3 separate regions of the Homo sapiens genome follow, and all the other regions are linked to region 2. The links are chromatin contacts, found by Hi-C or POLR2A ChIA-PET in ENCODE. All regions are on one chromosome and are shown on one strand. Each heading gives the region's core, a stretch centred on a gene start or an enhancer-like site at or near the end of the contact. The rest is flanking DNA. Distances are from core to core; before and after follow the strand shown.

Evidence for each region. A loop is a pair of places that touch in the nucleus more often than their neighbours do. ChIA-PET counts read pairs that join two places held with the same protein, here RNA polymerase II (POLR2A). Pooled maps may share reads with other maps.
Region 1: a loop to region 2 is called in a map of endothelial cell of hepatic sinusoid, with 4 times the contacts of the local background. The contact joins two enhancer-like sites. A Hi-C loop is called at or near these places in 39 of 168 maps with a recorded cell type or tissue (CD14-positive monocyte, CD4-positive, alpha-beta T cell, Calu3 and 23 more), 18 of 37 single-sample maps with no recorded cell type and 35 of 50 pooled maps. POLR2A ChIA-PET finds 5 or more read pairs at or near these places in 24 of 52 experiments (AG04450, CD4-positive, alpha-beta T cell, GM12878 and 18 more).
Region 3: a pooled map shows a loop between it and region 2 (3-fold over the local background). The contact joins two enhancer-like sites. A Hi-C loop is called at or near these places in 6 of 50 pooled maps. POLR2A ChIA-PET finds 5 or more read pairs at or near these places in 10 of 52 experiments (A673, B cell, GM12878 and 6 more).

What each region holds. Positions count from the first base shown.
Region 1 is chr4:86,992,146-86,996,404 of GRCh38, forward strand. All of the region lies in intron 2 of AFF1 (ALF transcription elongation factor 1), which reads left to right. Among named protein-coding and RNA genes, the nearest start is that of AFF1, 59 kb to the left of the region's middle. Within about 2 kb of position 2,151, at least 4 of the 41 ENCODE cell types and tissues checked have a DNase peak (open chromatin) inside an H3K27ac peak, as active enhancers do.
Region 2 is chr4:87,056,100-87,060,432 of GRCh38, forward strand. All of the region lies in intron 4 of AFF1 (ALF transcription elongation factor 1), which reads left to right. Among named protein-coding and RNA genes, the nearest start is that of AFF1, 120 kb to the left of the region's middle. RefSeq lists an enhancer at 2,634-2,723. Within about 2 kb of position 2,757, at least 10 of the 41 ENCODE cell types and tissues checked have a DNase peak (open chromatin) inside an H3K27ac peak, as active enhancers do.
Region 3 is chr4:86,956,064-86,960,503 of GRCh38, forward strand. The region is part of intron 2 of AFF1 (ALF transcription elongation factor 1); the gene reads left to right. Among named protein-coding and RNA genes, the nearest start is that of AFF1, 23 kb to the left of the region's middle. RefSeq lists enhancers at 1,287-1,336, 1,864-2,447, 3,157-3,829, 3,830-4,440. Within about 2 kb of position 1,313, at least 4 of the 41 ENCODE cell types and tissues checked have a DNase peak (open chromatin) inside an H3K27ac peak, as active enhancers do.

The sequences.
Region 1 (4,259 bases), core at 901-3,400, 65 kb before region 2:
TGCAGCATAGTGGTGAAGATTATGGACTCTCGAGTGCAGGGTCATATCTCAGTCCCACCACTTACCAGTTTGCATGACTGAGAAAATTGCCCATTTTCTTGGGGCCTCATTTTTCTTATCTCTGAAGCAAGGATGGTGACATTGTACTTGGCTTAAAGGCTTGGAATTAATTTAATATGGGTGAAGCACTTAGAGCCAGGAATATTGTGCATGCTCAGTAAATTCATATTACTTACAAAATTAATTCCTAACACCTTCCTTGCCATTTTGCTGGACTGTGGTATCTAAGATTGTTACTAAGTGTCTCAACCACGTGTACTGAGGGAACATTATCATATTTGGAAGAAAGTCATCTTTATGTGAATTCCCAAGTGACAGTGTAGGGACCCATTAAGTTGTTAAGCGTTTTAAGGCATGAAGCTGGCCAGCTTTGAGGTGTCAGTGACTTGTAAGGGCACTAACAAGTCTGTCAGTTGGGAGCATAGTTCCCAGCTGCAAGTTCTCACCTTGACAAAGTTATAATTGTATTAGCAAGGGAAGACCCCTCCTTTCTGAGAACGTAGGAAATACTGTAAACCTGAAAAACTCTGTTGCTATAACTTCTGTAATTTTCTTAAATGAATTCTTAAACATGATGTATAAAATGACAAGATTTAATCAGCTCAATAACATATAAATCCTTGATCGTGAAAATATGTATAATTGGTTATTAATCAGCTTTTTGTTCTCTAGATTAATTGTAATTTCAAGACATGTAGGATTTAGAAAATGGAGTAGCCCTTTCTTTGAGTGAGTAAGTTCTTAGAAGACAAAGATTTTTTAAAAAACATGCTTTCCTATAGGGTTGCATGAGCTTTAGACGTAATAAATGCTCAATAAATGTTGATTTGATTTAGTTTTAATCTTCCTGTTTTACATGTGACCTAGGTAGGAAACAGAGTCCACAGCCAAGAAGCCTCAAATAAAACTCCCCTAACTTTTTGGAAGGCAGCCTCAGTCCTCAGATGGAAGGTAAAATCCATACCTCCAATTAGGTTTTGCTTGGATTCAAACATTTGCTAGGAATAAAAACAGCACATTTACGACAGGCTAGGTATCACAGAAAGTGCCAGTAGTTGATGTAACCTCTTTTATGTGTGAGGAGACCAGATCTTAGTATAACTAATAAGCTGCAATTTACTGATCATTGTGGCTTGCCTATATATGTAGTTTTTTTCTCCCACAAATGAGGAAAACATCCCTGCAGAGATTGAGGAATATCTCCTATCTTCCAGTTCTTAAATCCTTCCCCTTTCCTGATATGTGTTCAGGAAAATTTAGGGATAGTTTCAAGGGCAGGAAAAGCCCATAACTCATAGATGACTATGCCACAATACTGTTCAGAGACTGTTTCAAACTGAATAATGGTAGTAATTGTGGACACTTGTCTTTGAGAGTTTATGGAACTCCTAAATGTCATAGATTTTATAGTACTGTGCTTCTCAGAGTTCAATGAGTATATGAATCACCTTTGAATTTTGTTAAAATGCAGATTCTGGGCTGGGCATGGTGGCTCATGCCTGTAATCCCAGCATTTTGGGAGGCTGAGGTGGGTGGATTATGAGGTCAGGAGTTCGAGACCAGCCTGGCCAACATAGTGAAACCCCATCTCTACTAAAAATACAAAAAATTAGCTGGGCATGGTAATGTGTGCCTGTAATTCCAGCTACTCGGGAGGCTAAGGCAGGAGAATCATGTGAACCCAGGAGGTGGAGGTTTGCAGTGAGCTGAGATCGTGCCATTTCACTCCAGCCTGGGAGACAGAGCGAGACTCCGTCTTAAAAAATAATAATACATTAAAAATATAAAAATGCAGATTCTGATTCAGGAAATCTGGGATGGGACCTAAAACTGCATTTCTTATAGGCCTCTCATGTTAGAGCTGCTGCTCTGCAGCCTTACTTTAAGTAACAAGGCACTAAAACACAGGTTCTAACTCAACTGCACACTAAATTGCCAGAAGGCACTAAAAAAGAGTCCCCCTACTAAATAAACTATATTTAAACAAACATTTGTTTTCTTACTTGAATTAATCAAAACACACGAAGTTGCTAATTCGACTTCCTGATCACTGTGGGCTCACTGGTGCTGGCACACTGAGTTGGCATAAGCTCCAGGAAGGCCCAGAGCGGAGTCCTTCACACACTTCTCATGGTCAAATATGTGGTTTCCTTTGGATTTTTTGAAATGTTGGAAATTGTTCATTGATCCTCACTTGCTCCATTTGTGGATCTGGATCAGAGTCCACTGATTGTGTAATGAGAGAACCCCAGATTATGCAATCTGGGGGCAGATCTCACCTGCAAACACATGTGTAAAAGGAAATCTTAGCAGCTGCAACTGTAGCAGAGTTCTTCACAGTTCTCTGCTTCAGAAATTATCTTTTGGCTGCATTGGTTTTGGCTGCCTTTCTGCTCAAACAAGCAAACACTCCCCTTGATCCATCCAGCATCATGACTTGATATGCATGAGAACTAGGAGCTTGTGTTAGGTAGAGTGAAGGATAAGCTATCAGAGAAGGCTTCTGAGAAGAGCTGCATTTGTTAGAGTTTAGATAATGGTAAGGGGTCTTCAGCTGGAGCAGAGGGAAAGGGGCATTCTAATGAAGAGAAAATACTGTCTGCAAAGGTTGGTGGCATTAGAGAACTGTGGGGCTGGAGGGTGTTCATGGGAAAGCGGGGAGGGGACAGAGAGAGGTTTGGTGGATGATAAGGCTACTGAAGTTGGTCCAAATTGGGAAGGGTGTTAGATATCCTGTAAGAAACTGTCTCCAGGCCAGGCATGGTGGCTCACACTTTGTAATCTCAGCACTTCGGGAGGCCAAGGCAGGTGGATCACCTGAGTCCAGGAGTTTGAGATCAGCCTAGGCAACATGGTAAAACCTAGTCTTTACAAAAAATTAGCCAGGTGTGGTGTTGTGTGCCTGTAGCCCCAGCTACTCAGGAGGCTGAGGTAGGAGGATTGCTTGAGCCCTGGAGACCGAGGCTGCAGTCAACTGAAATTGCAGCACTGCACTTCAGCCTGGGCAACAGAATGAGACCTTTTCTCAAAAAACAAACAGGCAGTTAGAAAAATCTACCCCCTTCCCCCTCCCCCTCTCCCTCCCCCTCTCCCTCCCTCCCCCTCTCCCCACGGTCTCCCTCTCCCTCTCTTTCCACGGTCTCCCTCTGATGCCGAGCCGAAGCTGGACGGTACTGCTGCCATCTCGGCTCACTGCAACCTCCCTGCCTGATTCTCCTGCCTCAGCCTGCCGAGTGCCTGCGATTGCAGGCGCGCGCCGCCACGCCTGACTGGTTTTCGTATTTTTTTGGTGGAGACGGGGTTTCGCTGTGTTGGCCGGGCTGGTCTCCAGCTCCTAACCTCGAGTGATCCGCCAGCCTCGGCCTCCCGAGGTGCCGGGATTGCAGACGGAGTCTCCTTCACTCAGTGCTCAATGGTGCCCAGGCTGGAGTGCAGTGGTGTGATCTCGGCTCGCTACAACCTCCACCTCCCAGCAGCCTGCCTTGGCCTCCCAAAGTGCCGAGATTGCAGCCTCTGCCCGGCCGCCACCCCGTCTGGGAAGTGAGGAGCGTCTCTGCCAGGCCGCCCATCGTCTGGGATGTGAGGAGCCCTTCTGCCTGGCTGCCCAGTCTGGAAAGTGAGGAGCGTCTCTGCCTGGCCGCCATCCCATCTGGGAAGTGAGGAGCGTCTCTGCCCGGCCGCCCATCGTCTGAGATGTGGGGAGCACCTCTGCCCTGCCGCCCCGTCCGGGATGTGAGGAGCGTCTCTGCCCGGCCGCCCCGTCTGAGAAGTGAGGAGCCCCTCCGCCCGGCAGCCGCCCCGTCTGAGAAGTGAGGAGCCCCTCCGCCCAGCAGCCACCCCGTCTGGGAAGTGAGGAGCGTCTCTGCCCGGCAGCCACCTCGTCTGGGAGGGAGGTGGGGGGGTCAGGCCCCCGCCCGGCCAGCCGCCCTGTCCGGGAGGTGAGGGGCACCTCTGCCCGGCCGCCCCTACTGGGAAGTGAGGAGCCCCTCTGCCTGGCCACCACCCCGTCTGGGAGGTGTACCCAACAGCTCATTGAGAACGGGCCATGATGACAATGGCGGTTTTGTGGAATAGAAAGGGGGGAAAGGTGGGGAAAAGATTGAGAAATCGGATGGTTGCTGTGTCTGTGTAGAAAGAGGTAGACATGGGAGACTTTTCATTTTGTTCTGTACTAAGAAAAATTCTTCTGCCTTGGGATC
Region 2 (4,333 bases), core at 1,507-4,006:
TAACCCCGTGGTAATTTGTCAAGCCCATTCTAATCTTCTTAATCCCTTTGGCTGAAGGGTTTTGAGGTTTAATGTTTTAATCTAGAGGCCTCAGTATTTAAGTAATTAGAGGTCCTATTTCTAGCTCTGTCCTTTAGATAAATCACCTTAGGTTTTTTATTCCAATTTACAAATAATAGAACTCTGAAAACTCATATTGGACAGGAATGTGGAGCTTTGAATTGAAGTGCATGAATTAAGAAAGGAAGGCATTCTATGTTATGTATATTTCTTCGAGGTATTCTTAACAACCCCACACTATATTATAGATTCCCTTTTTCCTTAGAGCTCAATTTTTAAAATACCCCGAAGCAAGTATTTGCTGTTGCATTTTAGAAAAATTTAAAATAGAATTCTATGGTATAATTAGAATGTATGTTACTTCCAACATTTTTTCATGCTCGAGAACATGGGAACTTGTGAAAAAATTTTTTCCTATTAAATAATCTGAACATTCTTACAAAATGTTTTTTAAAAATAACTTTGTTTCTTTGTCATAGAAGGATTCATATTTTTACATTCTGTCAACAAATATTTGAACACCCATTAGATATAAAGGGAGCTAATAGGAAAGAAAGACACAGGCACAGTAAATTTATTATGACATAGCATAAAAATCCAAAGTGTAATCAGTATGAGCAAGGTAATACGGAACTCTTCATAATACATTGCTGGCATAGTCCCCTTGTTCACTTTATGATGAAAACTATTCTAAATGCTTTATAGGTGCTAACTCATTTCATATTCACGATGATCCCATGTGGTAGGGTACTGTTACCATCCTGTTTTACTGAGAGATTTAGAGGTACAGAGAGATTGGTTGTCCAAGCTTCTGGAGGCTTTTGCCAGTGGATCTGAAATCCAGACTCAAGTAGTCTGGTTCCAGAGTCCACAGTCTTAACCACAACACCTACATTATATTGCCTTTCAAAATTAGAAGCTGTACATTTTTTTTTTAAGAGTTGACTTTTGAAGCACTTTGCACTCTGGTGAAAGGTACATCCAGGCTAAAGGCTTAGGAAGAGAAAAGACATAGAAGCAAGACACGGAGGGAAATCTAGTGGGAGTGGCAGGGCCTGTGGCTCCAGGAGGTTGGGCATGGGCAGAGGAGAGCAGTGGGGAGATGGGCCTGGTGGCAAGATAGGGCCAGCTTTTGAAATTCTTTAGTTATTTATTGAGTAATTTAGATAAAAACAAGAATCATTAATAAAAGGCGGAGAATTATTTTGGCTTCATGGCAGGTGGTACAGCTTGGGCTTATAATTCTGTAAGACTTTGGGCAAGGAACCTAACCTTCCTGTGTTACCAGTTTATTCGTCTGTAAGTAAAGTGGGTCTAATATACTGAGGTAATCTTTGAATTACTTAAGACAGTGCCTTGTGCATAGTATGAGTTCCATACTCCTACTATGGAACTCTTGGTAGTGGTAGAAGTGAAATTTGAACTGGGCCTTAAGAAAAAGAATTTGGACAGAGGGTTATCAAAATGGGGAATTAGTGATGTTGGGGAGTTAGGAAGACTGATCGTATTGTTTATTGAAATGTACTTTAGAAATGAAGTTGGAATTAGATCAAGTGGACCATTAATTCCCAGTTAAGAGTTCTAAGTGAATAAAGCCCCTAAGACTTGATTTTAAAGTATTAAAAATAAGTAAACAAATGAAAAGCCTAGTGAAAGAAAGTATTTCCTTAGGGGTTATCAAGCTTTTAAGAATGGGTTTGCCATGGTGTTAAACCCCCACCGCTGTCTTCAACATCCCCCCGCCCACCATCCCCACCCCTGCCTGATGGCTTAGTTGCTCTGTGAGCTCACTCCTGAACAGCAGCATTCCCGTGGCTTGGCAATCTCTGGTGTAAACAGTTCACTTTATAAAAATGTACGCACTCTAAAATCTTGTAGTGCCCTTTCCCCTTTAATTTCCAAAGCACTTATTTGTTTCTCTCTTGATTATCACAGTAACCTTGTGAGTTAAGTATGGCAGTTGGCAGGAGTCACCATTTTACATGCCGTGGAACTGAGTCTCTAAATTTAATTTAAGCTAGTAAATGGCAGAGATGGAGACATGAAACCTGGACCCTGGCTCCTAGTTCCAGCGCTCCATCTGCCACAAAACATGGTTTCTGTGGAGTAATGATGGCTTATGTACACTTTTATTTAAAGTGTGCTGTTTTTCCACATGGCCTTGCTTTCATGTTGGCATCTGATGAGTCATGCAAATATAGGGTGGCACGGGTGATTCAAATGACAGGATGAGTAAAACTCAGTTTTGGTCTTCGTGGCCATGTGGCTTGCACTGAGACCTTTAACTTTGCTTCCTACCTTTCAGAGAAGGAAGCACCAGGTATGAATTCTCTCAGTTCTTTCTACCTACAGTGCCACCCCCGCCCCCAAATCATAGCAGCCACCATTTGTCTCTTTCTGTTTAATCTCACAGAAGGAGGTGTTCTCAACTCCCCCACTCTCAACCTTTGGTTAGCTTAAACCTTTCCCTTATTACTCAGCTCTTTCATGATAGTCTATAGTTACATTTAGGCCTTTCCCAACTGAAAGAGCAAAACAAACCCTTCTTCACTCTTGTGTCTTCTCTAATTACTACTTTCTTGTTCCCTCCACAGCAAAAGCTCTGGAGACAGAAGTAGGTAAACACTGTTCCTGCTTCCTCTCCTCCCCTCCCCTCTACTTGCAACCCATTGCAGCCTGCTCTGTGCCTTCACGCCACTGCCTCTGCCGGCAGGAGCCACTAGTGGACTGTATTGGATGAATTCGAGGAATGCTCTTTAAGGCCTTATCCTACTTGACATCTCTGTAGCATTTGACACTTGACCACCATCACCTTAAACACTCTCCTCCCCTGTTGTCTGGGTTTTCTTCTACCTTTTTGTACGTGCCTTAATCTCCTTTGGAGGCTGCTGTTCCCACTCCTCCTCCAGGGCTCTGTCCTCAACCATCTTTTCTCATTCTGCAGCCTTTCCCTGGTGACCTCATTTGCACTTAAGATTCAACTGCCGTTGCTCACGAACACCAGAGTGATTTTCTAGCCTAAAACTCTTAAAACGTATTTTGAGATCTAGGTTCTGTTATCCACCTGCCCACTGGACTTTTCTAGTAGGTGTTGCACAGGCATCTTAATTGAACCTGTCTAAAATGGATTTTTTTGTGCCCCCCTCTCCCTGTATCACTTCACACACAGAATGTTCTCCTTCCTCCTGGTCATCAGTTCTCAATTCCTTTCTGTCATATACTCCATTGTTTTGAAAGCAGCTTGATCCTATGGAGATTACTTTATAAACATTCATAGCTTCTCCTTTTCTCTGTCCCTCATTTAGTATGGATTTTTACCGTCTTTCTTGAACTGTTACAACTTCTTTCTAACCTCTCATCTTGCTGTTTTCCTGCTTCTCAGTATGCCACATTATTTCACATGAGTGATTTGATTAAGTGAAAATCAGATCAAGTCGTACTTTTTCAAGATCCTTCAGTACCTCTCCATCACCTTCAGGACAGAAAGCCAGATGTGTCCATTTGTCTTCTTGCCTCTTACCTGTCTCTGCAGCCTTGAGTTCTGGCCCTGCTGCTGGTACTGCCTTGTTCCACTGCAGCCCCCAGACCCTTATAGATGACTTTCTGCTGTGCACCCCGCTGCCCAGGCCCGAGTTTCAGCACTTCTCCCTTGGTATCATCCTGCTGCTTTTTCTCCAGGTGGTAAACATTTTGAGGGCAGAAGTCAATTGTGTCTCATATGCTTGTTTGTCCTTTGTGTTTAGCACAGGTGAGAACTGGAGCCAAATGGGAACTTTGCTACGCTGTGCTCAGCTTGAGGATTTCTTACCCAGCTCACTCTGGTCTGGAGTCTGAAAGATAATCTCTTAAATGCTTGGCTTAACAGAGGGGTGAAGTACTGGACTGAATTTCCTATTCAGGACACTTGACTGGGAAATGGGTGCAGTGTTCAATAATGTTTTTGAGAAATCATTTCACCATTTTCTACCTAAGTATTAAGTAATTTTTGGCATTCCTACATTAAAAATAAACAGCCTAATCCATTCATTAGGAATTTTTAGTTGAGTTCCAGCCTCATAATTACTGTACTTTTCAGAATTGAGCCTGGAGATTAATCAGATTGTTTTATGTGCTATAAAAGTTGGAAGTTTTATGCATCTGTCTCATATATAGGTGCTTTCTTTTGTATTAAATAAGACACTGGATTTCCTTTAGCATGTGTGTGTGTATATATACTTCTTAAAAGTAATGCATATAATAAAACTGCTGTTAATCTAGAAAAGGATTTGCAATT
Region 3 (4,440 bases), core at 63-2,562, 100 kb before region 2:
AGTGATTGGCCTGGGCATTGTAAATAGTGCACACCTGGAATTGTGAAATGAGGAAATAAGGTTTCCTGCATTTTCAAGTGAACTAGTTTCTGGCCTGATTTACAAGTGCAATAATATTTCTTATACAAAACACCTTGTTTTCCCTCATTTTAGAAAATGATTGCTAACTGATAAGTATGTGTCATTGTCATATGTAGTTTAAGATGAGTCACTCAGTTTGATGGGTTTAGAAGAGTTTAGATTCAGACTTACCTGAGAACTGAGGAAATATTTTTTTGGAATTAGTTATTTCCCAAAAGGAAAGCTAAATTTTGCATATAAGAAGACACTGCTACATAGTATTTACTCTTCTACAAGTGGCATAGTCATCTTAGAAAACAACAGAAGTAACTTTATTGAGGTGTAATTTACAAGCTATTTTAAGTATACAGTTTAATTTTTAGTAACTTTACTGAGTTGTGCAACCATTACTACAATCCAGCTTTAGAACATTTTCATCTAGATGGAACTACCTGTTTACAGTTAATCCCATTTTCATTCCCAGCCCCAGGTAACTATTAATCCTCAATAATTTTGCCTATTCTGGACATTTTATATAAGTGCAATCATACAATATGTTAATTTTTGTGACTGGCTTCTTAGGATAAAGTTTTCAAGATTCATCCATATTACAGCATGTATCAGTTTTTCAGTCCTTTTTATTGCTAAATAATATTCCATTGCATAGATGTGCCATCTTGTACTATTCATCAGTTAATGGACATTTAGGTAGTATCCACTTTTTTGTTTTTATGAGCAATGTTCCACATATGTTTTTATTTCTTTTGGGCAGATGTTTAGGAGAGGAATTGCTTGCCTCTAAGGTAGGTTTCTGTTTGGAGTCATCTTTATTTTAAGCTCACAAGCCATTGTGCCTGGGGTCACTTTTGTTTATTTGCATGTACTTTTTCTCTGTCTTTAGCCCTGAACTCCCTGCTGAGGCTGAGAGTTGGAGGAGAATGAATTAATATTAATAATTATTTTGTGCCTTCAGTATAGTGGACACTAGTCCAGGCATTTGGCATTATATCATTTTAGGTGCTAAACTTGGTCCAGGTGGTAGATAAGATGAACACTGAGTTGAATTGCTGGGGATAACATTGTCTTTGTAGGGATACTAATTTTATACTGTCTTGATGTGGGAAAGAACCATTTTTCTTTCTGGAGGCCTTCCATTATAACAGTACTTTTCTTCTGAAGCCATACTAGTCAGCCTACTTTAGGAAGAAGAGAATTTCAGTTCCAGTTTCTCCTGTTTTGCAGAAGCTGGGGAACCATTATTTCAAAATCTGAGTCATGTTTTCTATGCTCTGTAAGGTATTCATATCAGTAGCCTAATTTTACTGGAGAAAGCAAAAGCCTGGAGAGACCTTCATAGCTGAGTATGTGAATCAGACTGTGGGGAATGCTGGGGCAACTAGTTCATTTTTGGTTGGAAATTTTTTTTTCTTTTTTCTTGAGATGGAATCTCACTCTGTTGCCCAGGCTGGAGTGCAGTGTTGTGATCTCCGCTCACTGCAACCTCTGCCTCTTGGGTTCAAGCAATTCTCCTGCCCCAGCCTCCCAAGTATCTGGGACTACAGGTGCATGCCACCACACCTGGCTAATTTTTTATTTTTAATAGAGACAGGGTTTCACCATGTTGGCCAGGCTGGTCTCAAACTCCTGACCTCAGGTGATCCTCCCACCTCAGCCTCCCAAAGTGCTGGGATTACAGGCGTGAGCCACCATGCCCAGCCCTGAGCCACTGCGCCTAGCCTGATTTTGCCATACTTAAAAAAACAAACAAACAACTATCCTTTTTCCTCTTTTTCTTTGCTGAACTATTTTAAAGCAAATTCCATTTCACTTCTTCATACTTTATGTGCATCTCTAAAAATATATGGACATTTCCCTACTTAAATACATACCCGTCTCACACCTAATAAAATTAACATCTTGGATTCGTCTAATACCTAGTCTATCTCTGAACTTTTTCTTTTTTTTTCCTTTTTTTTTTTTTTTTTTTGAAACGGAGTTTCACTCTTGTTGCCCAAGCTGGAGTGCAGTGGTGCCATCTGGGCTCACTGCAACTTCCACCTCTCAGGTTCAAGCAATTCTTCTGCCTCAGCCTCCCGAGTAGCTGAGATTACAGGTGCACATCACCATGCCTGGCTAATTTTTTGTATTTTTAGTAGAAACGGGGTTTCACCATGTTAGGCTGGTCTCAAACTCCTGACCTCAAGTGATCTGCCCAACTCAGCCTCCCAAAGTGCTGGGATTACAGGCGTGAGTCACCGTGCCCGGCCCCAAACTTTCTAGATTGTTTTAAAATGTCTTTTAAAATTGTTTTTAGCCAGGTGCGGTGGCTCATGCCTGTAATTCCAGCATTTTGGGAGGCCACGGTGGGTAAATCACCTGAGGGTCAGGAGTTCGAGACCAGCCTGACCTACATGGTGAAACCCCGTCTCTACTGAAAATAAAAAATTAGCCGGGTGTGGTGGTACGTGCCTGTAGTCCCAGCTACTCGGGAGGCTGAGGCAGGCGAACCACTTCAACCCAGGAGGCAGAGGTTGCAGTGAGCCGAGATTGTGCCACTGCACTCCAGCCTGGGAGACAGAGTAAGACTCTCTCAAAAAAATAAAATAAAATAAATAATAAATAATAAAATTGTCTTCATCTTGATCCAAGGAAACCAAAGTTCACATATTGCATTAGGTTTTGTTTCTTGAGTCTTAATCCAGAGCAGCATTTACTCTATTTACTTGTGGGGTGGGAGCATTTACTAGTTAAGGAAACAGTTGCATGTATGTCCTACTTCTTGGATTTGTTTGTTTCCTATTAATGCGTTTAACTTGTTTCGATATAGCAGTAGTTCTCAACGGAGGACAATTTTGTCTCCCTCTCTTCCAGGGGACATTTGACAATGTCTAGAGAGATTTTTAGTCATCACAATCTAGTGAGTAGAGGCCAGGGATGTTATTAAACATCTACAATGCACAGAACAGCCCCCACCACAAATAATTTCCTGGTTTCTAATGTCAATAGTGCTGAGATTGAGAAACTGTCAGCCTATCCCATGTATTTCCTGAAGAATGGAAGTTAGCACTAAAAGCTTGGTTAGAGTCAAGATAACTCTTTTTGCTTAAAATAGTTAAATTGCCCAGGAGTGCCGGTATTCTGTTTTGATCTGGGTGTTGGTTACAAGAGTATATCATTTTGTGAAAATTTATATGTGAGCTCTACACTTTAAAAAATGTGTGTTATTTTTAATTTTAAAAGTTTACATTAAAAAAAGAAACCTCTTTATTGTGTTGGGTCCCTTCCTCTTTTTGTCTGCTACTTCACACTTCTTAAATAGTTGAATAAATCTTTAAAGCCTCACTCCCTTTTAAAGTTCCTTAATACTCTTTTTTTTTTTTTTTTCCCAATGTGAGAGACTGGTAGAGATGGGGGAAAAAATGGGTGCCTTTTGAACTCATTGTTGGGATGGTTGAGTGTCTGTTAGGGAAGTCAGAGTGCTGGTACTTTCCTTGCTCTGCAGAAAATTGCAGAGTTGCCCTAAGGGAGGGACACCTAAACGATAAGTAACGTTAGGCCACTTGGGTTTTGTGTAAAGCTGAAAGGAGAAAGTCATTCCAGATGGGATGGTTTGAAAGCAGAGGTTGGCTTTCATGAGCTGTGGAATTTGGGAAAGGGGCATTCTGGGCTGAAAGAACCAGGGAAGGTAAGGAATGCATTAGGGGTGTGCTGGGAACCTTTTCTTGAGCGATGTCTTAAAGCCAGCTTCTCTTCTCTGTCTCTGATAAATAATTGGAAGGAAAGGCAATGAATTTTTTTCTGACAGTTGGTTCTAACTGGGGGCCAGGGCCTCGTTTGCAAATGAAAGGACTGCTGTTGGAGTAGTTGAAATCACAATGGGCCCTGACTCTTTTCACATCAAAGTGTAAAAGAATCTCCAGGGGTGATAAATGGGGGCTGCTGGACTCATTACTTGTAAACAAAGCTGAGGGATGACCTCTACATTTTTTTTTAATTAAAGGAAAACAGGGTTTCCTAGTGGTGAGCATGGGGCTGCTCTTCGTTTGAATTTTGACTGTTCACACTGGAAAAGATCTTTCTTTAAGGTTACAAGGGAGCTGCCGCTGTTACCCAGGATTTACCCTGAATCTCAAACACTACTGGAAAAATGCTGTGCCTAGGACGGCCCAGCAGGTATCCTGCATGTGTTGAGAATTGAAGTGCAGTGGGTTCCGCTGCGTTGTTACAGTAAAGTGGAACAGGGCAGAATTTCTGAGTGCTGCTCCTCTCAGGAGACTGAGGGCTCCTTTACTCCTTTTCCCACCCGACATCAGGAGGAAAACTCCTTTATTCCTGTGCAGTGTAGAAAAAGGTCCGTTTTTAAGTAAATTCTTAGCTCTT